Regions from separate parts of the Homo sapiens genome. Here region 1 is linked to region 2. The links are chromatin loops, found by intact Hi-C in ENCODE. Cell type or tissue: dorsolateral prefrontal cortex. All regions are shown on one strand. Links, peaks and the distances in the headings refer to the core of each region. The heading gives the core; the rest is flanking DNA.

Region 1 (16,631 bases), core at 2,923-10,922, 170 kb after region 2:
ACAGTGTAGATTAAATCCAATGTTTCTTGTTGATTTTCTGTTTAGAAGATCTGCCCAATGCTGAAAGTGAGGTGTTGGAATTTGTAGCTATTGTTGAATTGAATTCTAACTCTTTCTTTAGCTCTAATAAAATTTGCTTTATGTATCTGGGTACTCCAGTATTGGGTACATATATATTTACAATTGTTATATCCTGTTGCTGAATTGACCCCTTTATCATTATGTAATGACCTTCTTTGTCTCCTCTTATAGTTTTTGTCTTAAAATCTATTTTGTCTGATATAAGTTTAGGTACTCCTGCTTTTCTTTGGTTTCCATTGACATGCAATATCTTTTTCTGTCTCTTTATTTTCAGCCTCTGTTTATCTTTATAGGTGAAGTGCATTTCTTGCAGGCAACAGATCATTAGATCTTGCTTTTTCATTCATTCAGCCACTCTGTATCTTTTTTATTGGAGAGTTTAGCCCATTTACATTCAATGTTATTATTGATAAGTAAGGATTTACACATGCCATTTTGTTATTTGTTTTCTGATTGTTTTGTGTTTATCTCTTCCTTTTTTTCTTCTTTCCTGTCTTCCTTTTAGTGAAGGTGATTTTCTCTGGTGATATGTTTTAATTTCTTGCTTTTTCTTTTTTGTATATCTATTGCATGTTTTTTGATTTGAGGTTACCATGAGACTTGCAAATACTGTCTTATAATCCATTATTTTAATCTGATAACAACTTAACCCTGTTCCAAACAAACAAAAATAAAACTAATAAAGACTCCATGTCTTAACTTTGTTCCCTGCTTTTTAACTTTTTGTTCTTTCTCTTTATGTCTTATTGTACTGTCTATGTCCTGAATAGTTGTTGTAGTTATTATTTTTGATTGGTTCATTATTTAGTCTTTCTACTTAAGATGTGAGTAACTTACACCTTACAATTACAGGATTATAATATTCTGTGCTTGTCTATGCAGTTACTATTACCAGTGAGTTTTGTACCTTCAGATGATTTCTTATTGCTTATTAATGTCCTTTTCTTTCAGACTGAAGAACTTCCTTTAGCATTTCTTGTAGGACAGGTCTGGTGTTGATGAAACCCCTCAGCTTTTGTTTGGGACAGTCTTTATTTCTCTTTCATGCTTGAAGGAGGATACTTTCACTGAATATACTCTTATGGGGTAAAAATTTTTTCCTTCAGCATTTTAAATATGTCATGCAACTTTTTCCTCGCCTGTAGGGTTTCAGCGGAAAAGTCTGCTGCTAGATGTATTGGAGCTCAATTGTGTATTTTTTTTTCTCTTTCTTGCTGCTTTTAAGATCCTTTCTTTATCCTTGACCTTTGGGAGTTTGATTATTAAATGCTTTGAGGTATTTAATACCTCAAAACCTCTTTGGGTTAAATGCCTTGAGGTATTTAATACCTCAATACCTCTTTAGATTAAATCTTCTTGATGTTCTATAACATTTTTGTATTTGAATGTTGATACCTTTCTCTAGGTTTGGGAAATTCTCTGATATTATCCCTTTGAATAAACTTTCTACCCCTATCACTTTCTCTATTTCCTTCTTAAGGCCAATAACTTTTAGATTTGCCCTTGTGAGGCTATTTTCTGGATATTGAATGTGTGCTTTATTGTTTTTTATTCTTTTTTTTTTCTTTTGTCTCCTCTGGCTGTGTCTTTTCAAATAGCCTATCTTCAAGCTCCCTAATTCTTCTGCTTGATCAGTTCTGCTACTAGGAGACTCTGATGCATTCTTCAGTATGTGAATTGCATTTTTCAACTCTAGAATTTGGCTTGATTGTTTTTAATCACTTTAATCTCTTTGTTATATTTATCTGATAGAATTCTGCATTCCTTCTCTGTGATATCTTGAATTTCTTTTTTTCTCAAAACAGCTACTCTGAATTCTCTGACTGAAAGGTCACATATGGCTGTTTCTCCAAGATTGGTCCCTGGTGCTTGGTTTACTTCATTTGACAAGGTCATATTTTCCTGGCTGGTCTTGATGCTTGTAGATGTTCTTTGGTGTCTGGGCATTGAAAAGTTACGTACTTATTGTAGTTCTCACAACGTGGGCTTCTCAATCTGTGCCTGTCCTTCTTGGGAAGGCTTTTCAGGTATTTGAAGAAATGTGAGACCCAAGCCCAGTAATGTTGTGGTTCATGCAGACTTGTAGATGTATCACCTTGGTGGTTTTGAATAAGATCCATATGAACTCTTTGGATTATCAGACAGAGACTCTTTCTCTTTCCTTACATTCTTTCAAACAAATGGTATCTCTCTCTCTGTGTTAAACTACCTGGAGGTAGGGATGGGGTGATGCAGGCACACTGTGGCCATCACACCTAGAATTGCCCTGGCTCTGACTGGAAGCCAGCACAACACTGGGTCTTTCCAAAGGCCTGATGTAACCATTACCTGTCTGCCACCTATGTTCACTTAATGCTTTAGGGCTCTGCAATCAGCAGGTAGTGAAGCCAGCCAGGTTTGCATTCTTCCTTTCAGGTTGGTGAGTTCCCCCAGGCCCTGGGCGGGTCCAGAGATGCTGTCTGGCAGCCAGGAATCAGAGTCAAAAACCTTAGAAATTTACCTGGTATTCTCTTCTATTCTGGCTAAGTTGGCACTCAGATTATATGGCAAAGTCCTTCTCTCTTCCCTCCCCTTTACACAGGCAAAAGAGCCTCTCCCTGTGGCCACTACCACCTCTAGCCCATAAGCAGATCACACTGCCAGGCCACTGCTGATGTTCACTTAAGGTCCAAGGGTGCTTCAGTCAGTCTGTGGTGAATACTGCCAGGCCTGGGACTCACACTTTAGGGTAGTGGGCTCCCCTCTTGCCCAAGGCACTTCCAAAAATTTTGTCCAAGAGCCTAAGCCTGGACTTGGAACCCAAGAGCCTGCTTGGTGTTCTATTTCACTGTGGTTGAGCTGGTACCTGAAGCCAGCACATCTCAGAGTCTCATCCAGGGTCCATGGCATACTATCTGGGTATTGCTCTTGTTTATTCAGGGCCCAACAATTCTTTCAGCAGGTGGTGAATCCTGCCAGGACTGGGTCCTTCTCTTCAAGGAATAGTGTTCCTTTTTGGCCCAATGTGTGTCTAGAAATATTGTCTGGGGGCTAGGGCCTGGAATATGGGCCTCATAATTCTGCCAGGTGCCCTATCCTACTGTGGCTTATCTGGTATCCAAGATGCAAGACAACATCCTCTTTACTCTTCTCTCTCCTCTTCTCAAGCAGATGGAAAGAGTCACTTTTGTTGCTCTAAGCTTCCCTGTCTGAGGTTAGGGGAGGGGTGTTGTAAACACTTCTAAGCCACCCTGCCTGATGTCTCCCTAGGTCATATGCTGCCCCATTCCATTGGCTCTAAGTCCAGCATAGCACCAGGACTTGCCTAAGATTTTCAGTCTTTATGTCCTAGACTGCCTTTCAGGTTCACTTGGGACCCTAGTACGCTTCAGCCTGTTGTGGTGAGGCTTGCTGAAACTCAAATTCTAAGCACTGGAATGGGCCATTCTCCTCCGGCTAGGGCTGGTCCAAATGGTCCCTCTGTGGGCAGGCACTGACTGAGTTCAGCATGGTTTTACTTTCTGCTGTGACAGGGTAGCACAGAGTTCAATGCAAAGTCACTCAGTCACTGTGCTCTCCCTCCCCCAAGTGCACAGATTGTCTGTCTGTGCTGCACGGCCATTGCTGGGAGGAATGAGGGAGAGGTGTTATCTGTGAATCAAGACTGTCTCTCCTATGTCTTCAGTGCCTCTTTCAGCAGTATGAGGTTAAAACTAGGTTCTGTGATTACTTACCTCATTTTTGGTTCCTATGAAGGTGCTTCTTTGTGTGCAGTTAGTTGTTAAAATTTGGCGTTCCTGTAGGGGGAACAATCAGTGGAGCCTTCTATTCCACCATCTTGCCTCACCCTCAGATCTTTATTTTATATTTTGTATTTTGTATTTTTTTTTTTTTTGCTTTTCCTCTCTTTTCTTTATCAGAGCGGACAATAAGTTGTTTACTTTTTGGTGTTTTTAATCAATTTTATATTTTACTGTTTAGCACCTTTTTTCTTCATTTCTAAGTCATTCATTTCTCCTTATCTTTATTAACTTCACCTTTCTGCTTTTCTTAGCCTTATTTTGTATTTTGCAACTTGGGTGCCTAATTTACACATTTTCCTATTTCTTTTTGTATTCAGAGAAGTATTTGAGGATACTATTTTTCCTCTGACTTCTCTTTTAACTATTTCCATAAGGTCTTATATACTGTGTTTTCACTATTGTTATTTTCTAGATGTTCTTGAGTTTCTGTTTGAATTTGCTCTTTTATCTTCAACAATATTTTATTAGGAGATTCAGAAGGGCTACATTAGGAAATTCTTTTAAACTATAGTATTACCAATGATTGAACTTGAGAAAATTAAGTTCTGTGTGATGAAAGTCAATGAAAATGTGTGAGGGGGGTTGAAATGTTCTGTGAATCAGTAGCAAACTGCTTTTTTTTAGTGGAATTAGAAATAGTTAAGGCTGGAAGAATCTGTAGAGAAAACGAAAAGTGGAACTAGAGGCCAGGTCTAGGTAAAAGTAAAATGAGACACATTATCAGTAAGATGGCATCTGAAACACATTATCAAAGAGCACTATCCCCATCTCCTCAAGCCTTATTGCTTTCTTGATGTCTGAACCACACAGTGTCACTCTTTACATCTTGTGCTGGGTTATAATTGCTCATATTAGACTGTAAGCTCTTTGAGGGCAGAGAGTCTGTTCTTTGAAGTAACAATCCCTGGTGTTCACTCTACCTAGTTGTACTGTGGCTGATTATAGTTGGTGAGATCAAAGTGTCATAGACACTAAACAATGAAAATGCCATTAAATGAATATAAAACTTCTAGAAGATACCTGCTGCCAACACAAATTAGATTAGTTGGCATAAAAATCTGCTCTGGATCAATCACTTGTTTTAACTGTTTGGGTAATATTGCTGTCATGTTATAAATTGCTGATATAAATTTTTCTCAAGTTTCATAATATTCAGAAAGTGACTCTTTAAAAAGTTTCAACGTGTCTTTTACTTTGAAATCATAGTCTTTTGCACTTGTATTAGTCTTTGTTTGCTTTTCTCTGGTCTCAGCAAAATGCTTGTGTAACTGTCTGACCTTTTCACAAATTATGGCAGTGCTTAACAGTACATTTTTCTGGGCTTGGTCTTCTTTCCATATATAGAGAACTCAGAGCTGTCTTGCATGTGCCCACTTGGGCTACAGAAGTAGGGACAGTCATTGCTCTGGGTGTTTATAATGAAGCAGGTGGGGACTGAATGGATGATGGGCACATAGAAAGATAATTGATTAAAACTCACTTATACAAAGACAAAATCACTATATTTTAAATCCAAAGTTGGCCAAACCACTGTAGTGATTACTGCATCTCCCCTTAATAGTTAACAACTACAATAATAACAGCAACAACAACAACAAAGAGCTGCTGTCATTCATTGACTGCTTACTCTGTGTCAGATGCTGTTCTTAGCACTCTCCACGGCTAACTCACTAAATCTTCATGACCCAAGTAACTATGACTTTACTCATTTTACAGATAAGATAACTAATACACAGAGAGATTAAATTTCTCAGGTCCCTGAGTTAGTAAGTGGCAAATCTGGAATTCAAATTCCAAAGCAGTCCAGTTTTAGAAGCTTCTCATTACTATTATATGCTGCTGCTTCTAATACAAAATGATTGGGCTTTAAGTACTTATCTATTCAGTGGCTTACACATTATCAACAAGAACAGTCATTAGTGAAATCAAAGAATTTCAAAGCCAGAAGAAACCCTAGGGAGCAACAAGTTGGTCAGATCTCTCCAGTTTTCAGATGAGAAGTTGGAGGCCCAGAGAGATGGAAGAGCAGAATTATAGATATGGAAATGGACAGAGCCAGGAGTTGACTTCAGGTCTTCTGCCTCTTAGGATATTTTCTTTTTAAATGACATTAAATATTCTTTCCTTTGTTTTCATCATGTACTATCTTGTATAAAAGGTAGAAATTTATACTATTCCTATTTTTATTCTATAATTGTGCAAAAAAAAGATCAGGGATGTAATATTTGTTGAGCAACTGTTATGCGCTGGCTCCATAGTAATTCCGGGTTGCAAATGCTACTGTCCTTTTTATCCAACTGAGGAAGCCAAGGCTCAGAGAGGTTAAAAACTTGCCTGAATCCTAGGGCTAGTAAGTGTTGGAACTCCATTTGAATTCTTACTCATTGGACTTTGAAACCAACAGTCTTTGTACTCCCTGGACTGTCCATGGTTAAGGCCTTCAAAGAGTACAGACTTCATTAACCATATATATTTAGCTCTAGCTATTTACTCATTTTTCTACTGAGAGACATGCTCTCCTCCAATGTTGCAAATATGCCTGGTACATCTATTAATGATATAGTTTATTAAAAGGGAGGTTTTATGGATCTCTGCCTTTTGGTGAAAAAATTTTCTGGCAGAGTGCCTCCTGAAAAAAAAAAAATCTCCATTACTGAGAAGCCCTTTCATTTGTAATTGCTTCTTAGGTAAGACTATTAGATATTCCTCCCTAGCTGCTGTAGCTGGGCTATAAATTGTCTGCACTTTGTTTTGTTGGGATTTTGTGGTTTAATTGTTCCAAGTCACTTACATGGAGCTACATTTACAGACACAAAGAGGAGCTGGACTGATGTTTAGCTGTCTTGCACCAGCTTGTATTTTTGGATTAGCTAGTATCCCAGGAAAAGGGTTTGTATCCAAGATAATCCTTCCTCTGGACTGGTTTTCTTTCTGTGTTTTGACCCTCCCAGAAGCAGAAGAGTCATCTTGCCTCTCAGTAAAAGCAGAGAAGGGGAAATATCTTTGAATTGCTGGGTAGGATAGCTTCTCTCGCTCAGCATTTTTTCTGTTCTCCACAAGAAAACCTCTTACTGCAAAATATGTTTGTTGGTGGATCACAGACTTCAAACTCACAGGACCTTATCTCCGATACACTGAAAGTAAATGCAACATATTAAATAGTTTAATCAAAATGAGGTAGAGAGGCTATGAAGTGTCTGTAAACATTTGGTAAGCAATTTTGTCTTTTTTGCTGTTGTTCTTGTTCCCCTAGTTGCCATTACAATTCTTGGTTGGGGTTACTAGTGTTTGTTTTTAATCTTTAACGATACTGTCCCTTTCTTTGGCTGTTTGTGAAATCTCATCCAGGAATCTGATGCAAAGAAGCACGAGGACCTTCATTTTCACTCCAGTGGTTGTGGTGACTGTGGTGAGTCTGGGGGAACGGGGCAAGTTAATTGGTGGCGAGTTAATCCCCCCCCAAGAAATGTGGGGTCAGAGGCAAAAGACAAAAGCTTAGACATAGCCTATTATTTTCTTGTTTCCTTCATTTGCCTGAATCCATGAAGCCAGTGGGAGTCAATCAGGCAACACAAGGATACTCCAGTCTCTTTTCTTGCCTTCCTTATAAAGGCAGTCATAGGAGTTGGGCAGGTAGCACGGCCTATTACATTGTCCTGGGATCCACACCATCTAGCTGGCCTCACCACCGTAAGGCCATTTCCATCTGAAGGATCCAGGCAGTTCTTTACAATGTACCATTATAGCAGAACTGCTTCCTTACCTGAGTGGCATTTCAAATTAACATAATGGTATCCTAATGAGCTGTGCCACTTTCAACTTGCCAAATATGTTCAAAGTACTTTTCTCAACAGCAGTGTCATACCCAGTCAATCAAGTAATCCATTACCCACTGGCTCCTGGCTGAAGGAAAGGTCATACGCTTGTCTTGCAAAACAAAAGAGAATTGTTTCAAGACAGAGGCCAATTGTAGCATGTTTTAAATGCTTCTGGCTACCTGAGTGCCCAAACTTGACTAATCTCATGGTAGGGGTGAAACTTACAGAGCCAATTCTAATATAAAACAGCAGACACATAACAAACCAACAAACCCATTTCCAACTCTTTAACAAAGGGAGTTACTTCAGCTTTTCTTGGGAAAGAGGTGATTGTTATCCACATTCAGGAAGCCCCTGTGAGTTGTAGAAATGGGACACAGCAATAATCAAGAATGCCACTGAAGGAATATTGAAAAAGTAATTAGATTTTCCTTAGTTCATCATCTAATTAGAGGGCAGGTTAAAGTCCAAAGTAATGAAATTAAAATCTAACTACCGTTAAATCTGTAATGTTTTTTGCTGGTACCAGAGCACCTGGCACTGTAGGAGTCATGTGAGGACACAGAAGCCCCAAAAGCAGAGGAGTGTAAGGCTTTAGATAGAATTTGACAGGGCTCCATATGAAACAAGGGCAGGGGATGAGAACAAATTGACAAGATATCAGGACGTGTGATTCTTTGTTGAAAAAGGAATAATACTTATATATAGAAGTCTCAGTTTGCTCTGCTGCCAGATTATTCAGATTATGTTATTATAATAGGTCTAATAGGTCTAGTTTTCCTTTGTTAGTATACTTTTGTGGGAGATAGGCCCATTCATAGAAAATATAGACTTTTTAGCCATAGCAGTGTTTATTGCACCATTGGCAAATAATGAAACATTTGGACATTAGAATCAACTACAGGGATAGCATGACAATCCACAAAAGTACCTGGACTGAGTTCATTACATTTTTAACAGGAGAGGAATACACAACAGAAGAAACACGCACCCACATGAACACACACGGGCACAAAGAGATACTACAGAATGGGGAGCAATAAATTATTGGCCTAATTCGTGCCTGGTTCCAAAGAAAAGGGGCAGTTGGAGCCCCCCAGGCCATCTCACCGCCTTTCCCCTGACTGGGTCCCTCCATCTGGTAGTTGCCAGCCAATGTTGGAGGTCTGACCCATGCTTTTCTCTCCTTGGGAAAAGGTGAGTTTAAATATTTGGCTTCTTACTAGAGAAGACCTATATACAAACAGAATAGCCACACTGGCCTGAAAGGGCCAAAGTAGATAGCAAGTAAAGTTTTATGTTTCAGATATGAGCATGGGGTGGTGATATGGTTTTGCTCTGTGTCCCCACCCAAACCTCATCTTGAATTGTACTCCCATAATTCCCATGTGTTGTGGGAGGAACCTGGTGGGGGATAATGGAATCATGGGGGCAGTTTCTCCCACACTGTTCTCATGGTAGTGAATAAGTCTCACGAGATCTGATGGTTTGATAAGGGGAAACCCATTTCACTGGGCTCCCATTCTCTCTTTTTGCCTGCTGCCATCCATGTAAGACATGACTTGCTCCTCCTTGTCTTCTACTATGATTGTGAGGCCTTCTCAGCCGCTTGGAACTGTGAGTCTAATTAAACCTTTTTCTTTTGTACATTGCCCAGTCTCAGGTATGTCTTTATCTTAGAAAACAGACTCATACAGTAAATTGGTGCCAGTAGAGTGGGGTGTTGCTGAAAAGATACCTGAAAATGTGGGGGCGACTTTGGAACTGGGTAACAGGCAGAGGTTGGAACAATTTGGAAAGCTCAGAAGAAGACAAGAAAATTTGGGAAAGTTTGTAACTTCCTAGAGACTTGTTGAATGACTTTGACCACAAGCCTGACAGCAATATGGACAATAAGGTCTAGGCTGAAGTGGTCTCAGATGGAGATGAGGAAGTTGTTGGGAACTGGAGCAAAGATATGTGTTGTTGTTGTGTTTTAGCAAAGAGACTGGTGGCATTTTGCCCCTGCCCTAGAAATCTGGGAAACTTTGAACTTGAGAGAGATGATTTAGGGTATCTGGTGGAAGAAATTTCTAAGCATCAAAACATCTAAGGGGTGACTTGGGATGTGTTAATTCAGACTTGGGATGTTAAAGGTATTCAGTTTTATAAAGGAAGCAGAGCATAAAAGTTTGTAAAATTTACAGCCTGACAATGTGATAGAAAAGAAAATCCCATTTTCTGAGGAGAAATTCAAGTTGGCTACAGAAATTTGCATAATTAATGAGGAGCTGAATGTTAATCCCCAAGACAATGGGGAAAATGTCTCCAGGGCATGTCAGAGGTCTTCTTGGCAGCCTCTCCCATCACAGGTGTGGAGACCTAGGAAGAAAATATAGTTTCCTGGGCTGGGCCCAGGGTCTCCGTGCTGTGCACAGTCCAGGGACTTGGTGCCCTGCATCCCAGCTGCTCCAGCCATGACTAAAAGGGGTCAAGGTACAGCTTGGGCCATGGCTTCAAAGGGTGTAAGCCCCAAGCTTTGACAGCCCCAACATGATGTCGAGCCTGAGGGTGCACAGAAGTCAAGAATTGGGGTTTGGGAACCTCCACCTAGATTTCAGAAGATATATGGAAACGCCTGGATGCCCAGGCATAAGTTTGTTGCAGGGGCAGGGTGCTTGTGGAGAACCTCTGCTAGCACAGAAGGGAAATGTGGGTCAGAGCCCCCACACACAGTGCCTACTGGGGCACTGCCTAGTGAAGCTGTGAGAAGAGGGCCACTGTCCTTCAGACCCCAGAATGGTAGATCCACTGACAATTTGCACACTTCACCTGGAAAAGGTGGCTGTACTCTGCAAAGCTACAGAGATGGAGCTGCCCAAGACCATGGGAACCCACCTCTTGCATCAGCATGACCTGGATATGAGACATGGAGTCAAAGGAGATCATTTTGGAGCTTTAAGATTTGACTGCCCTGCTGGAGTTTGGACTTGCATGGGGCCTGTAACTCCTTTGCTTTGGCCAATTTCTCCCACTTGGAATGGCTGTATTTACCCAATGCCTATACCCCCTTTGTATCTAGGAAGTAATTAACTTGCTTTTGATTTTACAGGTTTATAGGTGGAAGGGACTTGCCTTGTCTCAGACAAGACTTTGGACTGTTGACTTTTCAGTTAATATTGAAATAAGTTAAGCCTTTGGGGGACTACTGGGAAGGCATGATTGGTTCTGAAATGTGAGGACATGAGATTTGGGAGGGGTCAGGGGCAGAATGATATGGTTTGGCTCTATGTCTCCACCTAAATCTCATCTTAAATTGTACTCCAATAATTCCCACTTGTTGTGGGAAGAACCTGGTGGGAGATAATTGAATCATGGGGGCAGTTTGCCCCATACTGTTCTCATGGCAGTGAATAAGTCTCATGAGATCTGATGGTTTGATAAGGGGAAACTCATTTCACTTGGCTCTCATTCTCTCTTTTTGCCTGTTGCCATTCATGTAAGAAGTGACTTGCTCCTCCTTGTCTTCCACCATCATTATGAGGCTTCTGCAGCCACGTGGAACTGTGAGTCCATTAAACCTTTTTCTTTTGTAAATTGCCCAGTCTTGGGTATGTCTTTATCAGAGCATGAAAACAGACTAATACAGGTATTACTCAAATGTCCACTTTTTCTTCTCCTATAGGGTTCTCTTCCTCTGAAGAGTTAGGAAAGAATAGGAGTTGTCCCCAAATTGTCCACCCCATCTTCATACACTCCTCCCAATGCCTTCCAAGCCCCCAGGCCCACCCTGCCTGAAATTCCTGCCCATGGTCCCCATGATACCTCCATAGGCTGCAGCTCCCTCCAGGCAGCCATTAGAGGACTGAGGATGTGGTTCACCCACACTGGACTGCCCATCTCTTGTTCCCCAGTACCCTCTCACAGGGGTGTACAGGTATGTTATTGAATAAAAGGTTTAGGGTAAAGGGGGGATATTTAATGTTGTTCAAATTATGACTTTCCCCACATTCCATGGAAAACTCACCTGAAAAGAGAAATTTTAATGGGGGTCCTCTCATAATTGCCATAGTTGTTAACTTTGTAGGCCACTTTTTTTTTTTTTTTTGAGATGGAGTCTCGCAGTGTCGCCCAGGCTGGAGTGCAGTGGCGCAACCTTGGCTCAGTGCAAGCTCCACCTCCTGGGTTCATGCCATTCTCCTTCTTCAGCCTCCCGAGTAGCTGGGATTACAGGTTCTCACCACCATGCTCAGCTAATTTTTTATATTTTTAGTAGAGATGGAGTTTCACCATGTTAGCCAGGATGGTCTCGATCTCCTGACCTCGTGATCCACCCACCTCAGCCTCCCAAAGTACTGGGATTACAGGCATGAGCCACTGTGCCCAGGCCTGCATTCCACTTCTAAGTTAGCCCTTTCAGCAAGAATGTATGTATCCTTCTTCTAATCTCCACCACATGACTCTCTATGCGTCTTTATCCACAGAGGTAGATATTATTCTCCATCCCCAATTTTAAAGTCTGTGTTGCTCAGTCTGAATGAAAATTCCCCAGAAAGCTCCCCTCATCTTCCATCCCCAGCCCACAGAATAACACTGAGTCTGCAGAGTCATCCAGGGTAGACCTGAACACCAATTCTGGTCACCAAAGGTTGTCCCACAGTGTGAGATGTAAATATGCTTCTTTATTTTTCTAAAAATTAAAAAAAATTGGACACACATACACACACACACACACACACACACACACACGCACACACTGACTTTCCAAGGCCACTATCAATTTTTAGAGACAGTCCAGCGGAAAATCATAGCATGAAACACTTTTACAACAGCCTGGTTCTTTGCATGGTGCTGTTCTCACAATGGCACCGCTCACATTTTTATGTAGCATAACAGTAGTTTAACTCATCTCACTCTTTCTCTACTCCCATCTTCAAATTGTGTTTCCTTAGGCCCAAAAGGAATAAAAAACAGAGCTACCCCTGAGCCACATACTTGTTTGTGGATGCTCCCCTAGCCAGATGAAGTACAAGGCCCCTGCTAAAGCCTCATAAAGCCTCATTAAATTCTTAGGTCCAGGTAATCTCGCATCTGAGTCTCTGCCTGGTGGCTGGGGAACAGGTGTGTGCATGTGGAGGTTCATTCTTGCAGTTACTTCAGTAAATGCTGAGTAATGTACATCATTTAATAAAGCATATGAGACAAAGCATGTCACATTTTAACCTGTCAACCGTCTTTCCATTTAAGTCACATTTTATAAGATAAGTGATATATCTAAATGCTTTATTTCTAAAATCCCCTTCTTGGTCTGGCTGGTTCACCCCTTCCCACACTTCAGGTCTGTTTGTGTGTCACCTCTGGTCTTTGCTTATGCTTTTCATCATAATACCCTGTTTATTTCTTTCAATCTTGCATTTATTAATTTACTTGTTTATTACTTGTTTTTCCTTTCTAGAATGTAAATTACTCCATGGAAAGACAATATCTGACTTACCCACTGTTGAATATCCAGCATAAGGTACATAGTAGTTATCCATAAATGTTTGCTAATTTGAGAGGGCAGAATAGCCTGGAGGTAAATAGTGTGTCTTGAGGGCCAGGCTGCCTGGCTATGAATCCTAGCTGTCCTCTTTACTAGCTGTGTTCTGTTCCTTCTGGAAACTCAGTGTCAGTGGAGCATCCAATTCATAGAGCCTATTCCTGAGGCACTTCTCTGTGCCTGTTTCTCCATTTTTTTGAACAGAGATAATAATAGTCCCTATATCACAGAGTTGTTGTAAGCATTAAATGAAGCATAAAAATATATGAAAAGTGACACATATTGAATACTATGTGAGTTAGCTGGTATTTTAAATGATTTTATTTACATTAATTGAAAGCATATTGAATGCCTTACGTAACAGGGCCTTTGCTAGTATAACCAAGACCATAAACAGGCATGACTTACAAGATGTTATCAGTATGCCCCTTTGTTTTCCTTCTACTACCCCTTTAATTTTTTTTAGATAAGAATATTGGGGATTTTTTTGCAACAGAATGAGAACTGGCAGACTTGATGACTTTTCTAATCTCAGTTCTATGACTAGAATCCTCAGCCCAGTGTAAAACCTAACTCAATTTCAAATTAAACATTCTCCTCTTTCCCAGCTTCTGGTAGGTCAGGAGCTACCTTGGTAAGAGGCAAAGGCCACTTTTTTCTTTCCTTTTGCCCTTTATTCACCCCTACCCTCCCTGCCCCCTGCCAGGATGCTAGTCACAGTTTCTGGCCCTTTCCTTTTAAAGCACAAAGGAGTAGGTGGAAAAGGGAAAACAGAAAGTTCTTACTAGAGTGATACTGTCATAAGATGGCTTTGGATTTTCTAGGATAAACAGGTGTTCAAAGCTAATTCCCATGCACTGGTTTCCATGGATTCTTAGGAGGCTCTCTGCTGGGACCTGCTAATCAGAAGCTTGAGAAGTAGCACTTCTTTTTTTTCTGGTGGCCAGTATCTCTTTTGGTCTAGTTTTCCAGGAATCCACTATAGGCAAAACTGTCTATTGACATCCTTCAGTCATCTAGGCGGTTCTCTTGGGCAATACTTAAAATGGCTCCAGGCTGTATCTCTTCCATGGTAGGAAATACTCCTGTATTCTTTACCTTGATATTGGTGGAGTACAGTTACTTCCCAAACATGGCAGTCTACTTTACCTTAGCACCACCTGAGGCTGATAAGCACAGTTTCTCATTTCCAGATTTTTCAGGCATATATCAAGACCAGTCTTCTGATCCCTCTCTCAGACATTCAGGGGATATGTACAAGGCAGAGGCCATTCAGTGGTCCATTTGAAGTTTTTGCTAAGCTGGAGCTGAGAAATCAAACAGCCCCACTACTACCCTTGGGGCAGCAAGCAAGAGATCAATTGCAGAGATTTTCCCAGAGAATACCTTCTCACAAGTATTCTTTTCAATTCCACCTCCTCACTCTTTTGAGTGAGAAGGCATTTACATATGCTTTGAGAGTTTTGGAGCCTTCTAACTGGTTGTTAGCACATCTTTGGAATTTCTGTTTTGTGTTCTGGTATTTCACTTTGCAATTTTCCATTGTATCATAGAAGCTCAGTCAAAAGTTCCAATTTAGGGGGCTAAGATGGTTGACTAGAAGCAGCAGCAATTGGAGGCTCCCATCGAAAAGAACTATAATGGCATACGAATCTTGCCCTGGCAACTGAGGTATCCAGGTTCTGTCATCAAAACTGACTAGGCAGCTGGTGTAACCCATAGAGAAGAAGGAAGAGCAGTGTGGTGTGTTGGCCCACTTGAGAACCACACGGGGCAGGGGAGCCCCTACCCCCCAGCCAAGGGAGGCAGTGAGTGAGCATGCTACCCAGCCTGGGAAAACATGCTTTTTCCACGGAACTGTGCAACCCACAGATCAGAAGATCCCACTAGCAAGCCCATGTCACTGCGGCCAAGGGTCCCAACCACAGAGCCGTGCAGATTCTCAATAGCCACTAAGCTAGAATCTGCTTAAGCCTGCTGAGCTCCTGGGGGGAATGGCGACCAGCACCACAGCTGTGGCTGCCTGCTGTCTAAGCTGTTTGAGACCCTTGGCAGGGTGGGAGGGTGATAGCCAACACTGGGACTGTTAGCTGCCTAACACACTAAGCTTCCAGGGTAGAGGAAGGATGGCAGCCCTCTCTGTAGCTCCAGACCATGCTTTTCCCTGCTGGAGCTGGGGATGCTGGATGGCTTCGTCCCAAGAGGTATCCCCCACAGCCCAATACACTGGCTGTGGCAGATGGCGGACAGAGTGCCTTTTCAGGCCTGACCGTGACACATCCCTCCTCACTGGTGGGGCCTCCCTACAGGAACTCTGACAACTCCAGCCAGGTTCTCAGGAACAGAACTCTGATCTCCTTGGGCCTGAGCCCCTAGGGGGAGGTGTGGCCACAGTCTCCCCAGACCAGTAGACTTAGTTTTTCCTTCTGCTAGTTCTGAGAAATCCAGACAGCTCAGACAAATGGGCTTCCCCCAGTGAAGGGACACTAAGGGACATCCAAAGTGCTTTGTTAAATGGGTCCTGCTCCCCATGCCACCCAACTGGGTGAGACTCTCCAACAGGGGTTGTCAGACACACTATATAGGAGCATTTATACTGGCATCAGATCAATGCCCCTCAAGGTCAGAGATCCCAGAGGAAGGAGCAGGCACCCATCTTTGCTGCTCTCCAGCCTCCTTGAGTGACATCTCCATGTGTGGGAGTGAACCAGATGAATAGGGCCTGAAGCGAACCCCCAGAAAACCACAGGAGCCTTACAGAAGAGGGACCTGACCATTGCAAGAGAAACAACAAACAGAAAGCAACAACAGAATCAACAACAACAACAACAACAAAAAGTCCCCACAAAAACCCCATTCAAGGGTCAGCAGCCTCAAAGACCACTACTCGACAAACTCATGAAGATGAGAAATAATCAATGAAAAAATGCTGAAAACCCCAAAGGCCAGAGTGTGTCTTCTACTCCAAATGATTGCAGTTCCACTCCAGCAAGGGCAGAGAACTGGATGAAGATGAGACGGATGAACTGACAGAGGTAGGCTTCAGAAAGTGGATAATAACAAACTCTGCTGAGCTAAAGGAGCATGTTCTAACCCAATGCAAAGAAGCTGAGAACCTTGATAAAAGGTTACAGGAGCTGCTAACTAAAATAACCAGTTTAGAGAGGAACATAAATGACATGATGGAGCTGAAAAACATAGCCTGGGAACTTCATGAAGCATACACAAATATCAATACCCGAATAAACCAAGTGGAAGAAAGGATATCAGAATTTGAAGACCATCTTGCTGAAATAAGGCAGGCAGACAAGATTAGAGAAAAAAGAATGAAAAGGAACAAACAAAACCTTGAGAAATATGGGACTCTGTAAAAAGACCAAACCTATGACTGATTGGAGTACCTGAAAGAGACTGAGGGAATGGAACCAAGTT
Region 2 (16,631 bases), core at 4,282-12,281:
CAACCTCGACCTCCTGGGCTCAAGTGATTCTCCCACTTTAGCCTCCCAAATAGTTGGGACCACAGGTGTGCCGCTACCACAGGCTAATTTTTAAATTTTTTTGTAGAGATGGTGTCTTGTTTTGTTGCTCAGGCTGATCTCAAACTCCTGGCCAGCCTCAAGTGATCCTCTTGCCTCGGCCTCCCAAAGTGCTAGGATTACAGGCTATACTGTTCCCTGCCTAGTGTAGCTATTTATTTGTGCCCTGATCAGACAAAAACTTAAGGCCAAAATCTTCTCTCTCATTGCCTGCCTTTAACAAATATTAATTGGGATAGCAGCTAATGGAATTCAATGTGTGGAGAAAGGTCAGATTTTGTTAAAAGATAGACTCAGAAAATACAGTGGAATTATAAAACTTAAAAGCTCTTGCAGTATTGAAAATAGGGCCAAATAGGTCATGCAGGCATCTTGGTGCTGGTCCATGGTTATCCCAGATAATTTCCTATATGCAATTCAGTCAGTTTGTATACTGCTAGATGGAGTTTCAGGGCACAATTCTTCCCCTCTGGAGTGGATTTTGAGGACTCTTCAATTTCTTGCCTTCTGTCCCTGGAGTGGGAGTGAGGAATTGTTAAAAGAAGCAAGGCTCAAGAAGAGGAAGTGAAAACCTTAGTTCTCTCTCCATTCTATCTCTCAGGCTTTCTTTACCCCCTTTTGGAATGGTGAATTCTTAATCAAGGCTCCAGGAATGATGTTCTATCAAACTGAGAATTAGACACAATTTCATTAGAGAAGTTCCCAATTAATGTTTCTTTCTCAGTCTTATAAGAATCATCCTAGTAGGATCATTCGAGTTTGATGAGATTCAAGGTACATGATTATGCCACAGACACCGTACATGAAGCAATCTGTGTTTTGACTGGTGATAAATTGATAATCACCTACCTGGTTAAGCCAGTCCACAGAGAGGCAGTTAATATTGTGAAACTTCAATAAAGTCGGCTGTCAATGCATAGATATTGCAGGTGAACTCCTTGATCTCTCATTGTAATCCTTAGAATCTCTGTTATCCATCACTCTATAATACATTTGTTTAGCAAGGAAGTAGGCCTCTAAAATCTTACCATCAAAGTAAGCCTCAACAATAACGTTTTTAAATCTGACACACAAGTCTCAACAACCATCAGAACACTATTTAGCTGTCAAATTTAGTGAGGTGATGTCAATTTACAGAAGGATGGCAAGAGATGGCAAAGTGTTCCCCTTTCTTTTATGGAACAATACAAAAGTTTTAGAGGTATCCTTTTGCACTCCGCTTACCAATCAGGCATTTGAGTAGCAGGTTTTGGTATTAAGCTTTCCCTTTCCCTGACAGATCAAAATGCAGACTTCCTAAAGTTTATGAGATTTTCCTATTGCTAAGTCTTAAGTGGTGCAAAGTAGAGTAAGGATCACATTATAGAAGGTACAGCTTTATTTTCATGAATAAATATTGTTAAAAAACAAACAATATTGACAGATGGTTTTTATTTAGAATAAAATATTTAATAATTAATTTATTTATTTATCTTAGCTGTCTTGTACTTGGTTTCATTGTGAAAATGAGTTGTCACTTCAATAATTCTTCCCGGGGAACGTATATTCCGCAAAGGCCAAAACTCAAGAGTAAAACCAGTCATGGCTCCACTTAGCATTTCTAGGCTGTTACCCTTTATGAAGACGACATTTGGTCTTCCCCTGGTATATTTTGAATTTATATGAACATTCTAATGAATGATCTTATTGTGTGTGGTTCAATCTCCTGAGGAAAGAATTTTCTTCTATTTAATCTCAGGAAATAGGATCAGCTCTGCCAAAGTATTAGGGGCCTAAGGAAACACTTCCTGTATTTAAATTAAGCAGCTTTAAAACTGCTTAAAGGGGTCTCACTGATTAGAATTCCAGTGGAGAAAGCTCGGGAAGATTTCAGATTGTATCTGAATCCACTTCGCTTCTACTCCTGGTGGGAATTTTGAAAGGATTTTTATAGTTTCCTTAGGCAGTCAATTACAGATCTTCTTTTTCCAGTAATTTTTGAATTCATTATTCTCAAATATCGGAATGCATAAAGGAAAATATATCCTCTAAGCTATGGTATAAGACAGAGTGATTCAATCAAAGGTTTCTTACAGTTTGGAAAAAATTTTCAGTTTTTCTTACCTTTATTCAGAATTGTCTTGGGAGAAGTATGTAATCAAGACTTGCTGAGGAAATTGACTTTTCTTCATGACAGCAGCTCCTTGAGAACAGGGACATGTATGTTACGTCGTAACTTTTCCTAGAGCACCATGCACAATATTTTGTATAAAATATAAGCTCAATAAATGTGTAATTAAATTTACTGATGTATATTGTCTTGACAAATACTTATCAGGTATTACAGAGCATTCTGGTAATTGAGAAAGACATGGGTTGTTATAAGATTTGTTTTAAGGAATCCTTAGACCATTCTACTTGCAATCAGTTTCTCATACCAATGGGACTTTTTTGGTGTCAGTAGACTACTGCTAGCTGATAGGATGTTTGCTTTGACTTTTAACCCTATCCTAACTAAATTTAATAAAATAAAAGTAGAGAAAGCAAGAACAATATTTCAAAACCACTTTTTTTCCCCATATGGTGCATTATATGCAAAAAAAGTTATATCTAATGTGGTAATTAAAGGAAATTTTCACAAACTTATTGAAGGCATTGTATAATATTTTTATTCATAGTAATAAACAGCAAGTTGAAATATCCAGAAGAGATACAGTAATAAGAGGTAATATTTGTTGAATACTTAGATGGGCCACATGCTTCTTTACCCCTTCACATTCAAAAATTAATTTGATCCTTTCAAGCAACTGTGAATTTGGCACCATGATTAACATTTATATATGAAGAAGTCAAAGCTCAAAATGTTCATGTGGGTAAATTCTGGTTTAGGAACTAGGCAGAATGAACTAATATGGACAATCCATTATACTCTTCTTTCCTGCCCAGCTTCCACTTTTTAAATTGTGTTAAAATATATATAACATAAAACTTCCCATTTTAATTATGTTTTAAGTTTACAGTTCAGTGGTATTAAATACACTCCCATTGTTGTGCAACCATCACCACCACCCATTTACAGAAACTTTTTCATCTTTCTAAACAGAATCTCTATACCCATCAAACCATAACTCCCCAGTCCCCTTTCCTCCCAGCCCCAGAAACCCCCATTCTACTTTCTGTCTCTATGAATTTGGGACCAGATGAGCCACATTTTTAATCTCTAGGACCATTGCCTCCCAGAGCTGGGTCACATTTTCCATTTTTTTATTTGACAATTTGCTTTTTCATAGGCAATCGACTATGTTTTAGACCCAGTGTAAGTTTTTTCACTCCTAGGGATGTGGGCCTATACTAATTTCATAGTCATACTAAAGACCTTTGGCATTTTAGACCTTTGGCATTTGATCTGATGTTTCCAAGGACTTGCCAGAAGACTCTGTGACCTATCTACCTCGTATTTCCAATCCACATTTAGTTATCTGTTCCAGGACATCTTTGATCATTGGACTCTAATGAATTTGAAGAGCTCACCAAAGCATTTCATTTTGTTAAATGTTCCCATTGAGGCTTCATGTGCTACGTGGAGTTCCATTAATGTGTAACTCAGTGTCATTGCATTTAGACAAGGCCAGTCCACATGGCAGAAGAATTCTCAGAAAGAAGGAAGCCAGAACACCCGAAGGAGGCATACAGAGATGATAAACCAATATTGTTATTTATGACACAGAACATGAGCTTCAAGAGATTTTTAAGCCATTTTCAACTACTTTGTAAGAAAAAGCTGATAGGTCCATTTATTGGGTTTGGGAAAGAAATGTGGCTCCAGCACCATGACCATGCAGTGACAAGGTTAAGACAGATAAGCAAGAGAGTAAAAGACCTGGGCTGTCTTGCTCACGACTTTGGAGGGCTGGTGTAAAGTAAGCTTCTAGTTAACATTTGTTGAGTGAATCAACAAAACTGCTGTTAAATGAGATTTTCCAGGACACCAGATCAAAATATCCAAAACATGATCATCTCAAAAGAAGATTAACTCTGAATTTCCTTGGACTTCGAGAGGTAATGGGGATAAGCACTAACCATATGCTTGCTCCCTCTAAGATTCACTGTGACCATTCACTAATATGCTTTTCTATGTAAACGAAACTGATGGAAATGCAGGCCTGTGGAGCCAGTAAAGCTTTTGCCTGATCTTTAAAACTTTCCTGTTTGCTTATTTGTCTCCTATACTCAATAATACCACTGTGTGAGAACAGTGGGTGGAGTAATCTTAGATGAGTCACTTTGATTTCTCACCTATAAAGAAATGGGTTAGGCTGGGTGTGGTGGCTCATACCTGCGATCTCGGCACTTTTGGAGGCTGAGGCAGGTGATTTCTAGAGCCCAGGAGTTCAAGACCAGCCTGGGCAACATGGTAAAACCATGTCTCTACTAAAAAATTAGCCAGGTGTGGTGGTGCGCACCTGTGATCCCAGCTACTCAGGAGACTGAGGTGGGAGGATCAGCTAAGTCTGGGAAGTTAAGGCTGCAGTGAGCCATGATTATGCCACCGCACTCCAGCCTGCATGATTAGAGTGAGTGAGACCCTGTCTCAAAAAAAAAAAAAAAAAAAAAAAAAAAAGAAATAGGCTGTAATGAGTGAGCCTTGTAATCGATTTGTACCATAATCTTGGATTTTCTCCTTTTTTCCCCCCTTCTTTGTTCTTGCAACCCACCCCTGCTAGCTGGGTTTTATACTTGTTGATATACACAGAATTTCTGATTTTAAAAACCATTTGCAGATGGGAGGAGTACAGAAAGAAAACGGGGTGGGGCTGGGTGGTGAAGTGTAAAGAGGCAGTGGAAGAAAGACTGATTCCTTGGCCCTATATTTTAAAGAGCTTCATAAGATGAAGAATGAATTCCCCAACAGGAGAGACTGAGCAGTGGTTTTCCTTCCTGCAGCGAGATGTTATATAATGTTCCTGAAAAGGCCTGTGCGAATCTCATCTCTGGCAGTCCATGAGCAGGAGGACTTTCTCTGGCTGGCTCCTGTTTCTACCCTGACTCACACGCTTTACAACGAAGCAAGCCGCTGCTCCCTTCTGGGAGTCCTGAGACAAGATTCTCAAGACTGGAAAGAGGTCAACAGGTTGTTGTAACCCCTTAGCTACATTTGTCTCTATTTTTCTAGATTGAGCAAGGATTTGCTTTCCCTTGTTTTAGGAATTACCCTGTCAGTACAAGCAGCTGTTGAATTAGTATGATGGGGAGGAAGGGGTTATCAAATTTATTTTATTTTATGTGAATTCTCATTTTTTGGAAAACAATCTATCCTGTAATTATTTCAGATGCCAGTTCTCAGTTTTGTAAAGTTAGGTTTATTGAGTTTTGGGGCATTATTTCCAGCGAGTTCTTATATGTATATATGAAAAAATTAATGTAACACTGAAAAGTAATTATTTAAAAAATTATGAATAGAATCTTAAAATACCTTAGGAAATTTATAGATTTTTAAAAACATATTTTCAAAAATTACCTTAAACATGTAAATCAGCTGTAATCTTCCAGTGAATTAGGAAACCCATGTCTTTGATGTTAACCCTCTTTACTAGGGACTAAAACCCCTCTTGGGTCATAACCACATCCAGTTATAGTGGAACACTAGTTGAAGACCCTGTCAGAACTCCCAAAGAATCAAAAATTACAACTGGGAATCCAAACAGAGATGCTCAGGTGTTCTTGAAAAAAGAAGGCTTGGCATGCAGAAGATGTTCAATGAATATTTATTAAATAAATACAACTGAAGAAGCTGATAACTGAGTTTCTTTAAAAAGGAGGTTTTTGAAGCTAGCTCCAAAAAACACAGCAAAAGCAGTGGCTTCATGGAGGAAACCACAGCATGGAGGACACTTGGAATTGACATGTGATGAACTCTGTGTCACGGATCTAGCTCAGCCTCTGCTATAGACTTGTATCTGTGGACAAATTATTTCACCTCCATGGGCCTCAGTTTCCTCTCTGTAAAAGAAGAGGTTGTCAGTGGTTTTCAAACTGTGATTTTCTTTTTGTGATCTAAGTCTTATGAAGAATTATAATATACACACTAGGTAAAAGTAGACCCTCCTGGGTTGCATCTGGGGAGGCATTCTGGAGTCCTACCTGCCCTAGCACCCCTCAACTTGACGGCACACAGCTGTAAAGTGACCAGGCTTAATGATCTGTTAGGTCACTCTCCAGCTGTGACATTCAAGGGGAGTGCTAATAATCAGTGTTACAAGGAGCTGTCTGGAGGCCAGTGGAGGGTTTTTGAGGACGTATTTTGAGAAGTACTTCTTTAGAGTGTCATCTTCTCCCCTCAAACCTATTCCGACCCCTGCAGTCTCTAACCCTGTTGATGGCACCACAATCTATGTTGTCTCCTATGCTGGAAACCTAGGAGTTATCTAAGACCCATCCCTCAGGGTCCATATCCAATAAAACACTATCTTCTTTCAGTGTTGACCTTTGAACATTTCTTATACTTACCGTTTCGTCTCCAGCCCCATCTTCACCACCAGAATTCAGGTCCTTATCCTCTTTCTCTTGATCCTTATCTTCTTTCACAACAAACTCCTGGTCAGTCTACAGACCTTCAGTCTCCTTCCTTCCCTATATGGTCATTCCTTTACATAAAGTCTTTTAATTGTTCTCCGTGACCCATAGGACAGATCCCATCTCTCTGGGAGGGCAGAGAAGGTTTTCCTAGTCTTTCCTGCCTCACTCCCATCTTTCTCATACCATACTTCATGCTCTGGCAATATCAAGCTGCCTGGAGTTCTTTGGATATACCATGTAGTTTTACACCTTCACTCCTGGGGACATAGTAATTTTTCTTCTATTTTGCCCTCTAATGTCTTCTCCCCCTTTTTTCTGTAGCTAATTTCTAATCTTTCTTTAAGTCAGTGCAAGTGTCTTCCCTGTGAAAAGCCTTTGCTGACCCCTTGGCTGAGCTAAGGGCATCCATGTATTTCTTAGGACTCTGCACATTGCTCCCACACTATATTAAAATTATTTGGGTACATGTGTCTCTTCTACTAGATTGTAATTCATTAGTGACTAAGCCTTGTTTCTTTCTATCCCTCTTCCTCCCCAGTGCATGACATCCACTAGGCACTCAGTAAGTGGCCTATCGTGGGATTCTCTCTGGTCTCAAAACATCAGCTCCCTGATTTAGCCTCACATGAGATCAGTCCAGAGATTTAAGTGGCTTCAGGGTCATGCGAAGGGCTAATATGAAGTACAATACTTTCAAAATTTAAAAACCATGTTTTCACTTAAAATAATATTTCTTCGATCCTAGCATTTATCATGAAGCTATTTTAAGCTTTGAAAGTACTGTTTGCTTTTCCTCTTAATAAACTCATCATTTAAGAAGAGAAAAGTCAAAATACACGAGTGAAATACACATTGAATAAATTTACTCAAGTAGACTTTTGAGTCTTTGAGTAAATTTCTCATTTTACCTCTGTCGTAACATGAGCCTTCTGGAGGGTGAATGCCTGCTATGTTCCTCAACCCCGGCGCACATGAGACTCTGGCAAGAGAGCCATCCTCTTCACTATGCAAGTCTCCTTCTCCTTGCCTAGCATCTGAGCCACCAGGAGCCTATATGGCACCTCTGTGTGAATTGGGAAGGCAACTCCTTTGGTGTGATGCAACCCCAAAGGCATGGGGTTTAGAAATAGGACATTGCCTTTGTGCTAAGAAAAAAGTGACTGTTCTCTAGGGAGATGGCTCCAGAGGGAGTAGAGTTGGCTTTGAGCCCCTCTACCAGGCACCTTTGTGAAGTGCAGAGACTGACCCTGCCTAATGCAAACAAAGAGCCACACATCTCCCTCTTGCCCCACATGGTAATCTGGGGCTGCCAACCAAGCCCTAAAGGAGTAGAGATGGTCTCTCTGAAGAGCATGTTGGTGGGCTTTCTTGTTAAGCCTAGCTTGCCATTCTGATGGAGCAGTAGCATACTGTGGTGCTTTCTGAGCTCTGACCCAGAGGAATCCCTTCTTTGTCACTTTGTATAGCTCATTTTGCTAAGTGACAAAGCTGAATCTGTCACAACATGAGCCAAACAAAATAGCGATCACCCCCTCACATGTGTGGAGCCTCTTCACTTTGACGCACTCTGTGGTAAGCGTTATTCACGAGCAGTTAATTATCGGTCTTCATGCATAAAATGAATGTGACATTGGAGACAGATGTTTATTGTTTGTTACATATATATATTTTTTCAAAACTCCAGCTACCGAAATTGGCTGAAATTACCATCATAAAGCACTGCCTTTGTACATTCAGGGTTGTATTCTGATCCCTGACCTGCAGGAACAGCACACTGAGGGGGTAATATACACATGTACAGACTTTTCTTTTTATTGACAAGATGAATGGAATTGCTTTAACAACTGTGCTCAGGCTGAAACAACTGCTGAGTTCCACCAGGGGCTGCTGTTGAACTTCTAAAAAAAGATCATCTTTTGGAGGAGAAGGGGGGTAGTGGCGGATGGGGAGGGAGGGATGGGAATGGGGGAAGAGGAACAGAAAAAAACAAATCTTGGAAGAAAACCTGACATTTCTGTCTGAGGTGAAGCATGCTTTGCTGATGCCACACATGGAATGTTTCGGAAGTGTCAGTAATAAATACTTCTATCAGAAATCTTCATATTCTATATTTCTGCTTATCATACCCCAAGGAGAGTCATACAAAGACATAGCTGTCAGGGTCTAATTTGGATCTGAAAACTATGGCGGTTGTCAGGCATCTTTTCCCATGTGTGATATTTATCTTCTCTCACAAACAAACTGAGTGCAGGGTTTTTAATTAATTTCCAAGTGTCTCCCATGGTAATTTTACCCTAATATATTAATACGATGATTTAAACCATCATTCAGAGACAGACTTTTGGTTGAAAATCACTAAAGGCTTAGATGGTGTTTAGTGTTATCAATAAGCTACACGTTCGTTGGTTTGCAGGGAATCAATAAAGTTGCCCTTTCCTCATTTTTATTTTTAGAGGCATCAGTGGGATTTTATCTCTTTTAAGTATATTAAGGAAATCACGGGTGAGCTGATTTTGTTATTTTTCTTCTTTTGATTGGAGGAACTTCTTAGGCTGTTTCTCTTACTGCCTGTGGAAGGCTTACTTTAAGAAAAGTTCTTGATTTGATGATGAAGGAGTGGATTTTCTTCTTTAAATAGTCCCCTTCAGAAAAACTTGATTTTTAAAAAATAAAGGTGCCAGAAATAGGCCACTGAAAGGGGTATACCCCTGATGTATACAAACCTTTTGGGGGACAGCAAATGAATTTATCTTTTCTTTCCCTGCCCATTAGCCTTTTCAATAAAAGATGTGGAATAAAATGCATAATAAAAATTTTAAGGACAGGAGTAAAGTTGGAAGTGTAACACATGTTTCTTAAACAGTGTATTTTAAGAACAAATGAACATATGTTAATAAGCTAGCTTTAACCATTCCACAGTGTGTATATAGACTTCAAAACATCATGTTGTATGCGGTAAATACATACAATTTTATCTGTCAATTTAAAAAATAAATAAATTTCAGAAAAAAACCCCAAACAAAACAAAACAAAAAAAACCTAAATGAAAATGAAAGTGATGTCTTCCATAATAAGAAGTCACATTTAGAAGAGCTTTATTTATTTGTTTTTGGCAATGCTTGTATCTTTATTTAATATTATTATACTCTTAACTGAAAGGTTGCCTCAGATTTTATAAAGATTTTTTTCTCAATTCGCCTTTAGGATATTTGATTACTAGGGTGATAGGGCAATCTTTCAAGAAATATTTATCTTTCTCTGAAAAAGGCATTCAAACATCATTGAAAACCCATAGCAATAAAAGGTAGATTCCTAGAATGTTATATGAGGCTTTTAATGTCAATTAAAGATGAAATTTTTGGAAATGCATGAAACTCCTTCATATAGAATTGGAGATTGCATCTGTGACTTTTTTTCTGTATGGGGGTTTATTTCTTTCCTTCTCTCCTCAGTCCTCAGCCCCAGCCATAAAAACACTTTTCCTAGATCCATTAGGAAAATTTAATAACCAGATATCTCTCTAATGAGAAAGGATTTTTTAAGTTTGGCTGCTCTGTGCTAGTAATTTGTATTTTTTTCTGGTCTTGCATGTTGTATGTAAGCACCACAAAAAAATCAGCCTTTTAAACAGAGATTGATTCTGACAGCTTTTATTTTATGTGATTTCCAAGAATTGATATAGGAATGCTTCTTAATTGAAATAGTTCTCCTTTTTTGGTTTTTATTTTATTGTCCTTTACTTCTTGACATCTTGTACATTAAATCAAAGGCTGTTTTAGAGACATGAAATGACAGCTTTTTCAGAGTCCGATTCTGGATCCTGATAGATCTGCATTTCTCAAAGCAGACAAGTTGCTCTCGCCAGCCTTGGAGAAGCTTCCTGCATGATGGGCACGTCACCTAGAAACAACATAAACTGCAGGTTAATCACCGAGGAACGGCTCATGTCAATTCCCCACTGCCCTGCTTCCTGTCTAAGAGGAATAAAACCAAGAGTGACTGTTTCTTTGCTATTTAATTTAACAGAATCTGAACTCAACTTTAGTTTGAAATTATATTTCCTCTTGGCCAGGATGGAAAGGCTACTCATGTCATTTAGTAACGCGTTGTAAAGAAAAATCAAAGCGTCCTCATGGACTGTTTTTCCCTGTCGTATCTGCCAGTGATGAGAGAACACATAAAGTGAATGAGACGTGACACAGGCATGCACAGAGAACCCATTTGTTACACTGAAATTCTCAGGAAAATGCTATTTGTGTTACTGTGATGTTTTGGAGTTAGAAAAGAGTTTTTTGGGAAGAAAAGTGTCTTGATATCAGTGAGTAGAAATAAAAATGAGACAGGATGCAAAAATATGATAGCACAGTAAAGAGCAGCACAACAGAGCAGACCAGTCCTCCTTAGAGGTAAAAAGTAAACATCTTATAATGGGAACAGTAACAAGATGAGTATTAGAGATTTGTTTTTCAGTTCTGCCTAACTCTTTGTAACTTTACAATGTAAGATTCAGAAATTGGAGCCAATTACCATAATATGTGGTGGTTTGGTGGGAGCATGTTCTACATCAGACAGTTAAAAGGTTTTATTGCTATTAGGAGCAAGTTAATGCCCTTGATAATGTCTCTACTTGCTTTGTAATGTCTCTTGTTGAAGTATAGAATTCTTTTATCTTCTTATTACATTATGCAAAAACTTGAATTGAAAAGATATTTGCAGGAACATTTAAAGTAGTGCATCAATCAGCTTCAAAGAAGAGAAAATGTTCTCAGAATAGCTTATAAAAGGATAACTGTCAGTTTTATTTTGGATGAACAAAGGCGGCAACGTAAAAAGCACTTTATTGTAAAAGCATACTGTGCAATTCAATAAATATGCCATATAAATATAAAAGAGAAGAAAGTTCATAATTATCTGATGACTTAAATGTAATTTAAGTAATACTTTTAAAATGCACCTAGCAGTGAAGTACTCTTTTTCTATTGGGTTCTGAGTTCTAGCCACTAAGCCCCCATTAGGTGATAACTTAACTCTCTCTCTTTCTCTCACTCTCTCTCTGATAGCATAAGGATTTGAATGGATTAGTCATGGTCCCGTTTTTAATATATCTCTAAAAGATATAGAAAGAAGTATGTGTGGAAATCATTAGCAAAAATTTTAACCACCACTTAATGGTGCAGGCTTTTCAAAATGATTTGGTCTTATCTGCACAGTATTCAATTGTTTCTCATTGTCATTGCTGCTATAAGACAATTTTGAATTTGAATGTAACCGTATTGTGACTTGAAATAGCAGTTCCCAGTGTTTTATGTTTGTTAGGAAAAGCCATTAGCAGTGCAGTTTCTGGACTTTCTAAATCAGGGGTGCTTTGTTACTTTTTATGTAAGGGTACTTACAATTTTCTTATAATTAGAAATCTTTTTTCTTATTTAAGATAGATGGTTTTTAACTGTAAATGCTAGCTATACAAGCTTATTTTTCAAATGTTTCCCAGGTAATGAACTCTCACCTCATAAATGCTGCAGAGATGATTTTTTTCTGACAACTCTAAAAAATCTACAATGTGAACTACCTATTTAAAGAAAATATTCAGATCCACATGGAAAATATAACATAAATTTTTAGAATAGGAAAAAAATCATCTATAGAACTGAACTTCCCTATAACTTATGTTTCCACGCATGTCAATATGCATCTAAGCATGGACAGCCAGCTCCCTGCATGTAGAAGGCACTTTTCAAGTATTTGTTGATTAAAGTTGGAATATAAAAATATCCCAATCAGTAAAAATCTGTCTTTTGCTTTTTAACCTGACAAAGGGATACTAATCCCATATTAAATAGAGTAATATAAGTGTTCCCCCAGATTCTGGTCTTTTCAAGACTCAGAAGATTTCATTTGAAGTAAAAAAACCAGGTTAATTCATGCAACCACACTATTGTACCTTATAAAATTATATTAATGTTTGTAACACTTCTAAGAAATAATCTTCATTTATTTTAAAACTGCAAATATGGCACCTTATAATAGGAAATCAATTCATAACTTTATTTATGACATCATTTTGCTGGCAACTTGTTTCTCATGACTATTGTTCATGATACCTAATTCATTAAAGTAATTTTCTCCTTCTTTCAGTGGGTTTCCTACAGACTCTATAGCCAGTACTCAGTGCACTGCTGCTCTCTGAGATACCCCATTTTCTCATTGCTCCTTTCTTTTGGTATGTTTGGGAGCACTCTCATTTTGAAAGTACAAGGAAAATTATCTCATAAAAGAATGTAATAACAACAGAACTTCTGAGATTTCAAAAACGTAGAATTCTTAAGTTATTGAACTATGGGAAAAGCTGTAATTTATAACCAGTAAGTTAGTATGTTGTACACATCTGTGTACTGTTTCAGAAAATAAAGGTTGTTACCATAGCAACTGCCACATAACATAGAACATACGTTATTTGTGAGATGCCAGGCTCCGTGTTAAAAAAAAAAAATCCCTCCTCATGGCTGCTGCCTGGTGTTTCAAGGATTTCAGCCTTTTCTTTACTATAATAAGGGATCCTCTTTTTTAGTGTCCTGTTATTTTAAGTATTTTCCTTATTTTTATTTTCTCATTCTTTTAGGGTTTGTTAGCTATTGGTAAGTTTGTGTAGTACTGCTATGATTCGGTGACTGCCTCGAAGAGATTTCTCACCTAGTGTTAATTTGTTAATTTTTAAGAAATTAGAATTCCTCTTTCAGATATAGCAACATGTATGTGTTAAGAATACATTTAGTTATTCTGAATGCAACAGGTAAATGCAACTGGTAACATTTTATTTTGTGGCCCTTTGAAGATTTTACAATTTTGTATTGTATGACCACTATGGTATTTAACCACTTTTTAAAAATAAAAATGTCACCTAGGAGTATGTATTTTACAGGTGTCATTTTTTATTTTAAAATTTGTGTCATATTTAATTTCATTTGAAACTATCATATAATGACAAAATTTAACTTCTAAAGAAGTGTAGATTTCCAGTCTTTTTTGGTAAGTGCTAACGCCAAAGAATAAGAACGTTGACAAATAATTCTGAAGTCTCAATTTTAATCCAACTCCTTTTAGTTTTAAAGGCAGAATAATGAATGAATAAAAGGAAGGAGGTAATAAAGCAAAATGGAGGACCCTTTAATATGGCTGAGCAAGGGATCAGAATATCCAACCACTTTGAAATTAGTCTGAAAACAGCTTGACACATTAGAGCAACGATTTTTGGACTCATTGTTCTCATCCACATTATGGCAGAGATTTTTTATATGTATCTGTGAAGATTGGATTTCTTGTGCATGGTGAATTTTTAGCCCAGATTCAATATATTATTGCAAACACTGACATATTTTATCAGGTTAGAGGTTTTCCAAAGAATAGCATCTGAGTTTTCCTTTGCTGGGTACCAGCTTTCCCTAGAGACAGCTACCTCTGTATCTTTGGAATGGTTCTGTGTCACAAAAATGTGACACAGGATATCAATCCTGAAAACAAAACACTTCTGGTGAAAAATGGCAGAATAGATAATACTCCTCCTTTCTTAAAAAATAATAGTTTAATCAATAAGCATTTATTAAACATCTACCATGTGCCAGGCACACTTTTGGGGACATAAAGATGAATAACGGAGCTTCCCTGTCTCCAGGGAACTCAGAAATTTAATCAGGCAGAGAAGAGCACCATTAACTGACACAATGAGCTGTATGCTGCAACCTGATCTTTCCACAGGTCTCATCAGTCAACAACAACAACAACAACAACAAACAGTAATCATAGTTGACATTTATTGAACACTTAACTTTTTGACAGGCACCTCAGATGTATTTTGTAATTCAATCCACACAATAGTGCTCTGAGGGTTTTTTTGACAAGAAACTGGGCTTACAGCATTTGAATAACTTGCCTAAGGTTACACAGTGGAGTAAGGGTTCTCATGCCTGTTAAACCTAAAATATTACCTAAAATAATATACCTTGACCACTTGTTGCATTGGCACTGCTACCGTCCCCATCCCTGGCACCTTTGTCTCTCACTGGGCTCTGCAGTAGCCACCTGATAGACTTTCTGGCTGCCTCTTGGCCCTATGGTCCATCTTCCAAAGACTGGAAATCTACTCTTCTTTAGCTCCCAGGGTGGCCTTGTAAGAACATAAGTCAGATCACGTGCTCCCTGCTTGGAATTTTCCAGTGACTTCCCATTACATGCAGAACAGAATCCCAGCCCTTTTCCATGGGTTACAAGGCCCTGCAGAATTTGCCACCTTTCCCTGAACCCTTAAACTTCATCTCCTACTGTTCTCCCCCTAGCTTGTTTACAGTGCTTTAGACCGGGATCAGCACACTTCTCAGCACAGGGCCAGGTAAATATTTTAGGCTCTGCAGGCCATGCAGTCTCCCTTGCAGCTACTCAGCCCTGCTATTCTAGCATGAAAGCACCCATAGATAATAAATAAGCAGACGAGTGTGGCTATGTTCCAATAAAACTTTATTGACATAAACAGGCAGCAGGCTGGATTTGGCCTGTAGACTGGAGTTTGCTGATCCTTGTTGTAGATTTACTCTTTTTTCTTTTCATTCCTCCAATTTGCCAAGGCTTTCCAACCAGAGGGTTCACCTCAGATCTTCCCTGGGCTGCCTCTTCTGGCCACTGCATCCTCACTGTGAATGAGAGATTAACCCGGCTCCTCTATTTAAGTAGTTTGCTCTACTCATCTCCTGCATTATTACCTACTTTATTGTCTTCACAGCCTTTATCACATGAAACCTCTCATTAATGTATTTGCTTACTTGTTTATCAACTGTGTCTCCCTCTGTAAGGTGAACATCCTGTGAGGAGGACACTTTTTGCCTCGCTCACTGTGGTGTTTCTACCAACTAGAGCTGAGCCTATGGCATGAAAAAGGTGCTCAGGAAGTGTGTTCAGTTGAATGGAGAACAAGCCTGACTAACTCTAAAGCTTGTGCTTTCTATGATTTCCCAATATTCCTCTTCTGGAAGAATGAGCTCACACCAATGGTAATTTGAGGAATTTGTCACACTGGATTCATGAGGACCTGGCAAAGCTTCACCACCACGCACTTCTGGTCGACCCCAGGGAATTTCTCCCATGGGCATGTGAATAAGGCTGACGTCTGCCCCATGGTGTCCCGGAGTATTGACCTCTCATGCTGTTTATCACTGCCTTTGCTGACAAAGTCCCATGGCCACTGGGTATCATCACCTCCATCAGGCTTCTGTGTCACTTCTCCTGCATAGTCTGCACTCACTGAGCACCTTGAATGTCTTGAGACACCACCTGTGGGTGTCACAGAGACCACCTGGTGATGCCATTGCCCCTGCTGCCACCTCTATCTGAGCACCACTGCCTCTGTCATGTGCCCAAGCCTTCTGCTGGGACTACCCTTGCTTCCAGCCCCACCACGGTGCCACCACTTCAATGAGCTAAGCTGCTTCTAGTGGATGGTGGAGTTAGATGATCACCCTCTTTCAATTTTCTCTCAAATTAGTGATTCTGAATTAGTGTGGCTTGTGCTCCCAAATTGAATAATTTTAAACTTTTACTTACCACCATCTCTCTTCCTAAATGTAGTACCTGATGCTTACGTGAGGCTCATTGTGTGCCTGGCAGTGTGGGGAGAGATTTACATACATTAACTTGTGCAATGCTCACAACAGACCCATATTATTTTCATCTCCACTGAGGCCAGAGGGGTTAACTGACTCACTCAAGGCAACCAGCAAGCAACAGAACTTAGATCTGAATCCAGGCAACTGGCTTTAGATGCATGCTATTAATCACCCATCTACAAGGACCTAGACATGTGTCTATGGGGCTAGGCTTGGGATAGATGCAAGAAACTGATACCACACTCCAAAGCCCTATTTCACAGTTACCCTGGGGGTAACAAGCCTAGTCAGTTAAGTCTCTCAGTGCCATGTGATTCCTGGGTGCACACCACTGGCTTGCTAGATCTG

What was found. A loop is a pair of places that touch in the nucleus more often than their neighbours do. Peaks named below come from ENCODE experiments on the same cell type or tissue, not always from the same donor. Only the 100,000 strongest peaks of a DNase experiment are listed, where the experiment ranks them.
Region 1: a loop joins it to region 2, with 2.3 times the contacts of the local background. A loop is called at or near these places in 26 of 110 quality-filtered maps.

What each region holds. Positions count from the first base shown.
Region 1 is chr1:95,468,103-95,484,733 of GRCh38, forward strand. LINC01761 (long intergenic non-protein coding RNA 1761) reads left to right here and starts at 6,635. Exons shown (of 4, transcript NR_033966.1): 1 at 6,635-7,073; 2 at 7,212-7,272; 3 at 8,642-8,878; 4 at 9,237-11,254. In dorsolateral prefrontal cortex, for the core only: no CTCF peak of the experiment used is centred there; no DNase peak of the experiment used is centred there.
Region 2 is chr1:95,300,661-95,317,291 of GRCh38, forward strand. It overlaps LINC01760 (long intergenic non-protein coding RNA 1760), which reads right to left. Exons shown (of 2, transcript NR_135588.1): 2 at 10,268-10,533. LOC105378864 (a long non-coding RNA gene) reads right to left here. Exons shown (of 3, transcript XR_947612.3): 2 at 16,222-16,277; 3 at 15,128-15,314. Among named protein-coding and RNA genes, the nearest start is that of LINC01760, 9.3 kb to the right of the region's middle. RefSeq lists an enhancer at 8,353-8,647. In dorsolateral prefrontal cortex, for the core only: CTCF peaks have their summits at 8,510 (motif pointing right) and 8,712; a DNase peak (open chromatin) is centred at 8,528; H3K4me3 peaks cover 2,256 bases.